2 separate regions of the Homo sapiens genome follow, and region 2 is linked to region 1. A link is a contact called in ENCODE Hi-C data. All regions are on one chromosome and are shown on one strand. The core of a region is the stretch at or near the end of the contact, and the rest is flanking DNA. Distances in the headings are between cores, read along the strand shown. Region 1 has its middle 15 kb from the start of CCL1. Region 2 has its middle 31 kb from the start of SLFN11.

What was found. Hi-C counts contacts between places; a loop is a spot of excess contacts on that map. Pooled maps may share reads with other maps.
Region 2: a loop to region 1 is called in a map with no recorded cell type, with 8 times the contacts of the local background. The contact joins two enhancer-like sites. A Hi-C loop is called at or near these places in 3 of 37 single-sample maps with no recorded cell type and 3 of 50 pooled maps.

Annotation. Positions count from the first base shown.
Region 1 is chr17:34,374,420-34,381,339 of GRCh38, reverse strand. No RefSeq gene overlaps it. Among named protein-coding and RNA genes, the nearest start is that of CCL1, 15 kb to the right of the region's middle. Within about 2 kb of position 2,544, at least 3 of the 41 ENCODE cell types and tissues checked have a DNase peak (open chromatin) inside an H3K27ac peak, as active enhancers do.
Region 2 is chr17:35,338,921-35,345,840 of GRCh38, reverse strand. It overlaps the pseudogene LOC101060119. Among named protein-coding and RNA genes, the nearest start is that of SLFN11, 31 kb to the left of the region's middle. Within about 2 kb of position 4,065, at least 3 of the 41 ENCODE cell types and tissues checked have a DNase peak (open chromatin) inside an H3K27ac peak, as active enhancers do.

The DNA.
Region 1 (6,920 bases), core at 1,295-3,794:
AAAATAAGAGATTGATACATGTGTATTAAAATTGATTTTTCTTTCATAAAACGACAACTTGACTGAGGAGTAGGCTTGCTACATTATTTTGTTTGTTTTTATCTAGATGATATTAAAACTCAGAGTAATAAATTTTGACATTCTTTTGTATTTACAGTTTATCAGTTGTTAATTTTCTCTGTTCAACTGTAGTACAATAGATGCAGTGATTTAACATTTACAATTTTCACATATGGTATATTTCAGAAATTTGAAATTAAGCAACAATCTCAAAGAGTGGAGAAAGTAAGGACTCCTCGAGAAATCTTAATAGGGGACTAGGTCCCTTTGGAATTGTCAGTGGGTTCACTGCCTTACATCCTGATATCTGTGTCCAAGGTGAGGTTCTGAGGGGTAAAGGTAAATACAAATTGAAGAGCACTCTCTAAGCTGAAAGAAAGTCATGTCTGTTATGATTCATTCCCAGTTTGGTTTTGGATGGCATTGGAGAATGCTGTGAGCACTGCCGCATTGCTGTGCTGATTTAGGCAGTTTCGCCACCAGCCTGGAAAAGGAGACATGGGCTCTGCGCTCTACCCTTGCTCCCTGGTAAGTCGCTAAGCTCTGAACTTTGCTCCCTAAACTTGAAGTGGTCCTTTATTCACAAAGGGGGAATTACTTGAAAATGTCAGATGAGACATCTATAATTTGTTGCTTTAAATAAAATAGAAGCAAAATGCTAAAAAGGTTACCTTGAATTTTAATACCTGTGAAAGGTCCATGTTTCAGCTTTCTTCCAATAGCCAAACCATATTCTACCTTGTGCCTTATAGCCAAGCAAGGCTAAAAGCTCCCTGTTTTAAGTGTTTGCTGTTTATTTTATTTTGGGACAAGAGGGAAAAGGGGCAAAGTGTGAAGGTGAGGAAAAGGTTACCACCTCACAAATATTTTCATTTATCTTGAATGTTAATATCTAGTGCAGTGCCATTGACAACAGTAACTTTACGTAAGAGGAAACATCAAACTCTCCCTTGGGTGGGCCCAAAAAAAGTGATGTATCCTGGACCACATTTGTGCTTTTTATGTATTCCCAGACGTATGGTAGGGCACCTACATTGATAATTGGTCTTTGTTCCAAATTGCGTAAACATTGGGGAAAAAAAAAACAAACTTACATTTGTTGCCTTTCGGTGTATGCCAAAGAAAAGTGAGAATGTTCACGAAATTCTCTTTGGCATAATCTTAGTTAAACTGACAACATGCATAACTTGCCTGCAGAACATGAGGCAAGTACAGTCATTCTTTCATTCACAGGAATTTTGTGGTTTTCTGACATGTGTCTCCACTGTAGATATTACTACTACTCTGCAGTTGGAAACTTATCTTTTTCTAACTAATTAACTAAGTAAGGCCTGGAGAAAAATGAATTTACATGTTTCATTAATTACATAAGGGTCCATTTTACAGCCTTAATAGCCAGGCGGAGTAAGTGGACCAAATTATGGAGAATGGGTACATTTTGTAAAAATACTTAAAAGTACCATTGCGGAGAGAGTGACAGTTTCAAAAAGCTTGTTTTTAATGTTGACAAAAATCATGATCAGAATTTGCTTCCATTTACTATAATTCAGGGGTCAAAAACTGAAAAGCTGAAATACCTTCAGAGTCCCAGGAGGAGCTGACTATGACTAGAAAACGCATGGCATCTAAAGGGGACAGGCAGGGTGTTAATTTGCTCCAGGTGATAGGCAGCAAGCAGGAGTTACATTGTGTCATCTACTTTTCTAATTGATCAAGGAAGGCCGGAGATTTTATGAGATTTGATGTTTGAATTTTGAAGATTAAACGCTTTCAATAAAATATGTGCTCCAACAATATATGGTGGGCTGAGGCTTAGACTACTGGTTTGCATCTTCTAATGTAATTGAATTACTTTCGCCCCTTCCTAACTTATTTGAAGTTTGGTTTTAAGCAAATGCATTTGTGGTTTTGATGAACATCATATGGCCAATAACTTTTTAAAAGCATCTGTGAAACAATTCTAACTGGTTTGAATTTGGAAAAAAAAATCAAAAAAGGTGGCTTAATTTCACAGGTTTCTTTAAAGGGCATCTGCCAAGTAGAAGACTGGCAAGAAAAAATTGGTTCCTAAGGAAGAAGTACAGGTAGTAGGTTGCGTAGTTTGAGGACAGGGATTTTATCCACAAGGAGGTAATTATATGACCTGCTGCTACCTTTCTTAGGGCCTTCTGATTATATAGTAACCTGTTTCCTTGCTACTTTGCTTTGGTTCAAGCAGTTTCTTCTGCAGGTTTTCTCATAAATGAAAACACTGCAAGAATACCAAAGACAGCAATGTTTGTGTTAGTGATTTAAAACATCTGCATGGGGCCAACATCGATTACTGAAAGTCAACTAATGAGAATTAGAGACTTCTGAAGTATACCTGTTTGCTTACGGGTCTCACTTTGAGGTGGCTGGAAGGTTTCGAAAGAATAGTTTTTCTTGTTTTTTTTTTTTTCTGTTTCGTTTTTGCTCAAGTTCCTCTTTCTGAGATCTGGAGACTGTCCGCGGTTCCCTGCTCACTGTTGTCCCTGGAGTCTGCCTGAAAGAAAGCATTTTTTAAAACTGTTGAAATATTTTGCAGTTTTCTACACTGTATTTGTAAATATTTATCTTTTGCTAAGTTTCTGTTTCTTTATCTTCTGGACTTAAAATTTGCGGCAGTTCTTAGGGTAGCATTGCATGTTGTAGAAATTGATAATTGCATTGAGTTACTCATTATAGTATGTAACTCTGGGGTGGAGTTTGTTTAATGTGTACAGGGACTAGAAGGTCAATAAAAATGAAAATGGTTGTCTGGATAGTGGAGCTACTACAATTTGTTAAACCTATACATCTTTTCAATAAAAATATTAACATACTTTTTAAGGAGACAACTTAAAAACAAGTTACAAATGGGAGATTATGTTGCAATACACATACCAAAAGGATTAATATAAGAACATATCAAGAGCTCCTTCAAATCTGCAGGAGGCTCTATTCTCATTTAAAAGGGTTTAGAATGTATTTCTTCACACCGTTGACTTTGAGGTTGGCCATGTACCTCCCTTGAGCCAATAGACTGTTAGCAGATATGGGCCAGGCACGGTGGCTCAGGCCTGTAATCCCAGCACTTTGGGAGGCCGAGGCGGGCGGATCATGAGGTCAGGAGATCGAGACCATCCTGGCTAACACGGTGAAAACCTGTCTCTACTAAAAATACAAAAAATTAGCCGGGTGTTGTGGCGGGTGCCTGTAGTCCCAGTTACTCAGGAGGCTGAGGCAGGAGAATGGTGTGAACCCGGGAGGTGGAGCTTGCAGTGAGCTGAGATCGCGCCACTGCACTCCAGCCTGGGTGACACAGTGAGACTGTCTCAGAAAAAAAAAAAAGAATGTTAGCAGATATGACATGCCAGATCCCAGCAGAAGCTTTGAAAGCATTGCAAGTTTCTGATAATCCTCTTTCTCTTGGACCCTCTGCCAGTAGAATGTCCTGTCCTGAGCAAGAGCTGTTCCTTTAGCTGGACCCTGGAATTGGGAAGACTTGTGACAAAGACTGACATGACCCACAGCTTAATGAAGGGCTGCAGTTGGCCCGCAGACTTAAGAGCAAAAAAGAGAAATGTTTCTTGTTATCAGCCACAGATATTTTGGGGTTGCTTGTTGCTGCAGCAAAAGCTGGCCGATACAGAAATTAATACCTAGAAGAGAGAAATTGCTCTAACCAAAGGATAAGATGTACAGATTTGGCTTTGCAGCTGGGTGGCAGACAGCAGAGAAATTATTATAGGGGCTAGAGAAATGGCAACCTATGGAATGCTGTAGTGAAACATTTGGTAAAACTGTCACATATGATAACTCGGAGGGCAGAAAATAAACCTACTGAATTTATAGCTTTGGGAGAAGAGGTTTTGAGACAGAATTGGTTAGTGTGAGTTAGCTTTTACTAGCTACATTTCATGAGGTACTACAAGAAAGAAATGATGTCAGCAAAGGGCAGGCTCATTTGCAAGTGGAACTGAAAGGGAATATAGAAAGTCTAGAAATGCTAGGGCTAAGAGTGTTGAAAGATGCAATAATCTCTCACTTCCAACCTCTGTGGTTAAAAAAATTCTCAAAATAATACATAGCTTTAAGGCACAAAACAAAACAAAGGCATGGCTATGAACACTTAGCCTGGAGACCAAGACCAAATCCAGGGCACAACTGTCACTGCCTTTGTTAAGACTTCTGATAAGAATACGGCACTCCCAGGGAATCCTGTCCATTAGACAGAATGTCTCATGGAAAGGTCTCCTAAAGCCTGATGATGTCAGAGTACTTGAAACTACATATAGAGGGAGAGCAAGACATGTCTCAAAATGAATTGTGGATTTGGCTACTGACATTTCGAAAAGGGTTTTCGAGAGAGTTACATTGCTGAAAGTGCTGCCAGCCTAGGTTAAATAAGACTGATTTTTAAGGACATGAAAGGATCTTGAGCGATAGTATTCTACAGGCAGGAAGCAGGCCAAAGAGGTTGATGAGAAAAATACAAACACCCAAAAGAAAAATGGGAAAAACTAGGAATAGATATTTCACAGAGGAGGGGACACTTAGAGCTGATAGATATAACTTTCTCATGACAGTGAATATTCTGACCCAGAAATTCTGCTTTTCATATATACCTAATGGAAGTCTTGCATATATAAGAATGTTCGTGTGTCAGAATGTTCAGAACTGTTTACAATGACAAAATTCTGGAAAAGACTCAAATGCCCATCAAAAGAGAGTGACTATATAAACAATAGAATGTTTATCCAATGGAATATAATATGGCATTTAAAACAAATGAACTGCAGCGATAATGATACATGATAATGATAATGTCCTAGATATTAACAAAATACTATTCAACAAATAAGTCCCTATAAACAGTGTGATAAATAAACAGTATGATACCCTTTTTATAAAGTAAAAATAACTAAGGTAAAAAATATATATATACATTTTAGAAACACACATCACACATTGGTCAAATATATGGAAAAGAGAAAGTAAGGGAGATTGAGGTCTTGGTTTCCTTAGGTTGGGGGAGTCAGGGAAAGCAGTATAGAGGGAAAATATGGTGGATGTATCTTATTGTCAAGATCCTTGCTTTTATTTTGAGTGGTGGTTTACATGGGTTTATGGATTTATTAAAAATAACTAAAACTTCAAAGGCTGATTTTTTTTTAGAAGTATAGCATATTAACGTTGAAAGGGTCCTAAGAAGTTGATTAGTTCTTCTCTCTTATTTTCCAAATGAGAACACTGAAGCCCAGTTTGGGAGAGTGGCTGGCCCGATTACACAATCAATGAGAGTGGCAGAGCCCATCCTGGAGACTGGCGAGATGAAACTTGTTTCTCTTGTCTTCCTCTTACTCTGTACTGGCACACCTGAGCCAAAGCTGCATCCTTCTTTCCCCTGGTCCCTCACATCTAACTCACCAGTCAGTCCTGCTCTACCTTTATGACATACCTGGATCCATCCACTTTGCGCTGTCCCCGGGCCAGCCGGAGCCATTGCCCTCCCTTGCCTGGCTTCTTGCTATTGCCTCTTGACTGGTTCTTATTGTCCTGAAAATCTGTTCTCCATACAGCTGAGAGAGAAGTCTTACTAAAAAATAGAAGTCAGTTCCTATCCCTGGCTGCATTTCATAATTGGCTTTCTAATACACAAAAACTGACTTTCGTTTTTCTTTCTTTTTTTTTTTTTTATTTTTGAGGCGGAGTCTTGCTCTGTCGTCAACAAGATTGGAGTGCAGTGGTGCCATCTCTGCTCACTGAAACTTCCGCCTCCTGGTTTCAAGTGATTCTCCTGCCTCAGTCTCCAGAATAGCTGGGACTACAGGCGTACGCCACCATGTCTAGCTAATTTTTGTATTTTTAGTAGAGACAGGGTTTTGCCATGTTGGCCAGCTCGTCTTGAACTCCTGACCTCAAGCCATCCACCTGCCTCGGCCTCCCAAAGTGTTGGAATTACAGGCGTGAGCCACCATGCCCAGCACAGACTGACTTTCTAATACTTCATGGCCTACCAGGCTTTACGTGAGTTGGTCCCTGGCCTTCCTCTCAGACTTCAACCTCAATGGGGCTGACTTGATAAGACAGCCTTTACTAAGTGTGTCCCTTCCCTGTTTTGCTCCCCTACTCTCTTACTAATTTTCCCTGCACCTCCTCAGTCAACTACCTTTACCTAAATCTTTGTCTTATTCAGAAGGTAGCACAAGCAAAGATGAATTAGGCCTCATGTTTGCAATTCTCTCTGCCTGGAATATTCAGCCTCTTCATTTTTCACATCTTCTTGTCATTCAGGTCTCAGCTCAAATGCAAACTCTGTAATCCTTTCTCTAGTTATATCCTTTTGTTATGTTTCCTTCATCAACTTATCCTGTTTGAAATTATCTTGTTCACATACTAGCTTGCATGAAAACGATGCCTTTCTCGCAAGGTGTCAGCTCTACAAAAACAAGTGTCTTGTGTGTTTCAGTTACCAGCCCATAGAACAGTGCCCAGTACGGAGTAGGCATCCTTTAAATATTTGTTTACTTAATGAATGAGTGTTTCTTGCTGGGAGGGATGTCAAATACTGCATCAGGAGTAAGATTTACAGTAGCTGCTTGAGCATATGCATTTCCAATTGGCACAGCAATTGCCGGCATGTAAATGGATACTGCTTTTGTGTTTTTGAGTGGTTGATTCTCTTTAATGGGTTTAATCTGCTTCCAAGTACTTTAAAGTGCTCACAATTGCTCGGCTAATTACAAATCCTGATAAAAACCTCCATTAAAGCATATCTTCTAAGTACCTTCAACCCGATAATACTGTTAGAAGAATTATATATGGTTGAAAGTAAGAGAACCACATTTATTTAATAA
Region 2 (6,920 bases), core at 2,816-5,315, 960 kb before region 1:
AAATGAGCTTTCTCCAGCCTATTTCGCAGACCCTGCGAACTTCAGATTCTCCCCTCATCCCGGCGGATCTGGGGATCCTCACTCTGACCAGTTGTTGGTGGGCTTGAAGGCCAGCGTCCCCTGGGGTTGGACCCTGTCTAATCCTCGCCTGCCCGGAAAAGGGGTGGGTGGGCATCAATCTCTGCAGCGCGCGAGCAGCAGGCGGCTGCGGAGGGGCGTGGGTTAGGGAGGTGGGTGCGGGCCTAAGCCTCTGAGCGCAGCACCCACCTCAGGAGGAGCCAAAGAAGATGCCTGCAGCAGGAGTCTCGGGTCCTGCGCCGACAGCATTACCCTGGGGAATTGTCTTGGTCTTTGGATTCTGGAGATGCGAGAAACTAGGACGGAGACCACAGCTGCAGGGAAAAGGCGACCAGTGCACAGAGCCTGTGCTCTATTGCTTTATATATTACTATAAAAATAACTGTATTGAGCTATAATCGATATACATGAAATTGCACTTGTTTAAAGTGTACAAAATGATGGATATCGGCCTATGTAGAATCCCTTGAAATCATCACCGCACTTAAGACAATGAGCCTATGGGGAGGGCTGGGTAAGGAGAGTGAGGCAGGAGAGTGAGGCACCTGCTAGTGCAAAATTGAAGGGGGCACCAAAGAAACACCACCTCTCAGTGACCAAGATAAACAATATTTTAAAATCAAAATTAATGCAAACATTTCTGATGAATAAAATATAAAAATGCTAAATGAAGAGAGGATCCAACTTTGCATTTGCCGGGCCCTGTGTCACTCCTCTCATCCTAGTCACACCTGTTGGGATTACAGGCATGAGCCACCATACCCTGCCCATTCTGGGTTTTAAACTGTACTTTATTTATTACTATTCTCTTTTTTTAAAACTGATCAACCACAAGCATACAAAAGTTCTCTGAATGAATGGAACTGTTTCCACACCTGGGTATTAACAGGCAAATTTTGAAGGTCATTCGATTTGGAATTTTCTTTTCTATAGCACTTCTAATCAGTGTGTGTGACACACACCTCAGAGGTAGGAAAGACTGTTTTTAGTAAATTATCTTCTTAATTGTAGAGAATTCCTGAAAATAAAACTGATGAAATTGTAAATTCTGCCTTGATGAGTTTCCAAAGGACAGATTCATGGTGTCCTATTTGAAGAATTAATCCCCTGGAATGTTCCAGCCTTTGTTGGACACTTGATAACAAGATCCACCAAGGGTTAGGGCAAGTGCACTAAGAAAGCCTTCTGCTACTCTCCGTCTCTTATTCTTTAGACCATCCAGTCTTGCTGGCAGAGAGGTCAGTGATTGCTCTGTTGTACCCACAGGGACATGCAACAGTTGTGGAAGGAGTGATTACATTCTCCTCAGATGACAGCACAGTTCTCTTGTTTTCAGCTTGACACCCAAGAAAGGCATCCATCACCTCAACCCTGCAGATGGCAGTTGTATGGCACTCCGTGTCGCAGCTCTACATGCCCACTGTGTTTCACACCTGGAGAGAGAACATTTTTGTTGCCCTTCCAACTTGCAGCCTGTGCTCCCAGAGTGAGAGGACAAGGCACAGGGCTCCTTGCCATCTTCCACGTTAGCATTGGCAGCTGTGCAGAGCCTATAGTGGAGACTGGATTTTTGTTATTTATTCAATAGTGTTGAGACTAAATTCCAAGTAAGACACAATTATTGGACCACATTAAAAAGAAAAACAGAACAAAACAAAAAACCCACTATAGGGATGCCCAGGTAAGAACTGTATGGTTTTGGGGGTAGTGGGGAAGATAGACACACAAAAAAATACCCCAAAACAAAAAACCACAAACTGTATTTCCCATGCTCCAAAGCAGATAGATATGGCTTGTTCCCAAGGCCTGGCCAATGGAATATTGGAAGGTAATGTGTATAATTTTCATATTGTGCTCGTGAAAAGAGTGTGAATTCTTTTCTGCTGGCTGAAATGTTGACAAGATGCCAGAATCTGGTACAGTCATCTTGGAGCAAAAGATGGTGTGATAAATTGAAATATTGTTTGATAAGGTTGATATCCCTACCCAGAAGTAGATCATATTCTGTGCCCCATTGGTCTCAGGCTTGGCAATGTGACTTGTTATGATCAATGAAGTATAAGCAGGCATAACGTGTGTTACTTCCAAGAAGAACTCTTAAGAGTCATTGAGTGTTTCTGCCATGTTCTTTTTCCCTTCTGGTATAAGATAGGCAATGACCCAGATTTGGCTGCTTTGTCTGGGTCCTGGAATGAAAACAATGAAGAGTAGAGCCAAATGGGATCCACAACAGACATATAGTTTAAGAAAGAAATTAACATTTGTTATTTTTAAACAGTCATGGAAACTTTGGGGATAATTTGTTACCACAGCAAAATCTGGCTAGTTCTGATTTGTACAGAAATTGGTGCTTAGAGTGGGATGCTGCATAACAAAATAATTTAAATTGTGGCTTTGGTTCCAGGGCTGAGTGATGGGCAATGAAGAAAATATTATTGGAGGCTGGGAAAATGTCAACCCCTGTTTTGTAGCAGTGAAAGACTGGACAAAACAGTCACCTTTAATAACTTAGAATGAAGATAATGTATTAAATGAGCCTGTGGATTTGAGTGAAGAAGTAAGGAAACAGATGCTAGTAATATAGTTTGATCGCTACTAGGTAGGGTAATACAAAAGGTGGGAGGAAAAATGTGCTTGGAAAAGCACTAAACTCTTTGCAAGCAGGAAGGGAAGAAAATGGTCTACACATTTTTGGACTTTTAGAATAAGAAGTTGCAAATATTTCTCTTCTTCAACTAATAAAAAATCTGAGAATGTCTTTGGGTAACAAAGACAGAAATTCAAACTCAGTCTTTGGCAAAGAGGCAGTTAATAAGTAGCTATTAAACCTATGGTGGAAACCTCTGAATCAACTAAGATGTCAGCCAATAAATCCTTTCAGACAAAATTGCTCAGAGAAAAGAGCTTGAGTGCATTGCTTTCTGATGAAAGCCTGCTAATTCAAGGTAATATAATTAAATCTAAAGAGAGAAGCACATCTCAAAAATACTGAATTGTATTAGCACACAGAGTTAACTGGGACCGTATAGATTTAGAAAAACAACAAGAAGTTTTTGAGAAAGTTAAATTGCCAAGGAGCCATACCTAGATTTTTAAAATCCAGAAAGCAAAAACTGTGATGCTTTCAGACTAAACACAACCCTTGGACTCCAACATTCTTTGGGCAAGCAGTAGGTTGAGAAAGCTGGTTAGTTCTAAAGGAAGGTACAGTCCCCAGTTCCTGCTTTAAATGTGGTTGAAGAAAATAATAGAAAAGGGAAACTTTCCACTTTAAAAGTGGAAGAAGGGCAACAGAGTGAGACTCCATCTCAAAAAAAAAAAAAAAAAAAAGTGGAAAAAGATAATGACACCCTCTTGAGAGTGAAATCAGGAACCATGGGTTCTATTCAAGAGATACTGAATTCTTAGCCAGAGCAATTAGGCAAGAAAAAGAAATAAAAGGCACCCAAATTGGAAAGGACAAAATAAAATTATCTGTGTTTGCAGATGTCATGATATTATATACGGAAAATATTGTGGGATCTGACCAGCAGCCTGCAATCCAACGGGGCTCTTTCTTTGTTCCCAGGTGGATCGGCAGGTCAAGAAATAAAAGACACATGCGAGATAGTGAAAGCTGGGTCCAGGGGGGTCACCGCCTTCTGGTCTTGTGATGCCACGAATGCACTGGATATAGCAGCATTTATTATTAAGTTTAGTGAGGGTGGGGGTAGGTTAGTGAGGGATTTAGGGTCTTTGATTATGAGGTGAGATGGTCACATGGGGATGAAGTAATTCTTTAACATAACATCTGTATGCAGAAGTGCAGAATACAGAGATAAGAATTTACAATACAGTGTGTGTGTCAGTGATTTTTAACAGAGCCTTAAAACAGAAACACAGTCTATCCATAACCTATGTTTAGCAAGATATTAATCAGCAGTAACAGTTGCAGCAAAAGCTGGTTGCAAACAATTGATGGAAACAGGATGTGAAACTAGACAACCGGTGAGACCACAAATTCTCAGAAGGGAGTATGCCTTAACCCTAAAGAGACCTAGAAGAGCCATGGCAAGATAAGGGCATTTAAAACCCTATTTTATACATATGAATGGCCGCCCCTCATGCGTCCATTTATAGGCTCTCCACAAGGGTCGCATTCCATTCCCAGAGCTGTGAACATCTGCTTTTCTGGGATAAGAATATTGGTGATGTGAAACCTCCCTGACTGCACATCCGTTTATAGGCTCTCTGCAGGAGGAAGCACATCATGTGCTGTTGGCTCATTCAGGCAGCCCAACCTTGCATTGTCTTTACACAATCCTGCATGCAATTTTGTATTTATAATAATCAGGAGCATTTCATCTTTTATTCTGTAGCAATAGTTTCAGGGGGTCTCCCTACAAGAAAACCCTAAAAACTCCACAGGAACTGTTAGAACTAATTAACACATTTGGTAAAGTTACAAGGTACAAAACTAGAAATGCAAAAATCAGCAGTGTTTCTGTCCGATAACAACTATGCAAAATAGAAATCAGCCAGGCGTGGTGGCTCACACCTATAATCCCAGCACTTTGGGAGGCTGTGGAGGGTGGATCACTTGAGGTCAGGAGTTTGAGACCAGCCTAGCCAACATGGTAAAATGCTGTCTGTACTAAAAATACAAAAATTTGCTGGGCATGGTGGTGGACACCTGTAATCCCACCTACTCGGGAGGTTGAGGTGGGAGAATCACTTGAACCCAAGAGGTGGAAGTTGCAGTGAGTCAAGATCAAGCCACTGCACTCCAGCTTGGGTAACAAAATGAGACTCTGTCTCAAAAAAACAAAACAAAAAAAAAAAACACAAAAAAAAAAAGGAAAGAAAAGAAATCAAGAAAACAATCCCATTTACAATAGCTACAAAAAAAATACTTAGCAATAAGTTGAACAAAGGGAGTGAAAGATCTGCACATTAAAAATTATAAAACATTGATGAAAGAAATTGAAGACGACACTAATAAATGAAATGATATCCCATGTTCATGGATTGGAAGAATTAATATTGTTGAAATGTTTATTCTACCCAAAGTGAACTACAGGTTCACTACAATTTCTATCAAAATTCCAAGGACATTTTCCACAGAAATAGAAAAACAGTCTTAAAATTTCTATGGAACCACAAAAGATCCCAAATAGCCTAAGCAATCTTGAGTAAGAAGAACAAAGCAGGAGACTTTACACTACCTGATTTCAAAATGTAGCACAAAGCTATAGTAATCAAAACAGCATCGTACTGGCATAAAGAGAGTCATATAGACCAATGAAACAGAATAGAGATCCCAGAGATAAATATATACGTTCATAGGCCAAGCAACCTTGAGAAAGTTACCTTGAACATACATGGTGAAAGGATACTCTTTCCAATAAATAGTGTTGGGAAAACTGGATATCCAATGCAGAAGAATGAAATTGGGTCCTTATCTCATACCACATAAAAATAAACCCGAAATTGATTAAGGACTTACATGTAAAAGCTGAAACTATAAAACCACTGGCAGAAAACCCAAAGGGTGATTTATTGATGTTGGTCTTGGCAATGAATGTTTGGAATATGACCCCAAAAGTACAGGCAACAAAAGCAAAAAAAGACAAATGAATGACATAAAACAAAAAGCTTTTGCACAGCAAAGGAAATTATCAAAGGAATGGAGACAACCTACAGAAGGAGAGAAAATATTTGCAAACCATACATCTAATAAGGGGTTAGTATCTAAAATATAAAAAGAACTCAAACAATTCAATAGCAAGGAAACAAATAATTTAATTTAAAAATGAGCAAAGTATCTGAGTAGACATTTCTCAAAAGAAGACATTTCAATGGCCAATAGGTATATGAAAAAGTGTTCAATATTACTAATAATGAAGGAAATATTAATTAAAAGTACAAAGAGGTATCATCTCATCTCATACTCATGCAGCTATTACTAAAAAGACAAAAGATAAGTGTTGGCAAGGATGTGGAGAAAAGGGAGTATCTGCACACTGTTGGTGGGAACTTAAATTAGTGCAGCCATTAGAGAAAACAATATGGCAGTTCCTCAAAAAATTAAAAATATGCCAGGCTAAGTGATTCACACCTGTAATCCCAGCACTTTCGGAAGCTAAGGCAGGGAGACCACTTGAAGCCAGGAATCTGAGACCAGCCTGGGCAACACAACAAGACCTTATCTCTACAAAACATTTTTAAAAATTACCTGGGCATGGTGGCATGAGCCTGTGTTCCCAGCTGCTCTGTAGGCTGAGGCGGGAGGATCACTTGGGCTCACGAGGTTGAGGCTGCAGTGATCTAGGATGCCACCACTGCACTCTAGCCTGGGCAACAGAGTGAAATCTAATTTCTAAAAAAAATTAAAAATAAACATAGCTATCATATGATGCAGCAATCCTATTTCTGGGTATATGTCTGAAAGATATGAAATCAGTAGATCAATGAAGTATCTACAATCTCATGTTTGTTGTAGTATTATTAATAATTGCCAAGATATGGAATTAACCAAAACTGTCCATTGATGCATGTGTGATTAAAGAAAGTAAGACACACACACACACACACACACACACACACACGGGAATACTATTCAGACTTAGAAAAGAAGAAAATTCTGTCATCTGCAACAAGGTGGATGAACCTGGAGGACATTATGCTAAGTGAAATAAGCCAGCCACAGAAGGACAACTACTACATGATTCCACTTATATGTGGAATCTAAAAAAGTCGAATTCATAGAAGCAAAGAAAGAATGCCAGGGGCTGGATGGTGGGCAGAGGTCGGAACATGGGGAAATGTTGGTCAAATGGTAAAAAGTTTCAGTTAGACAAAAT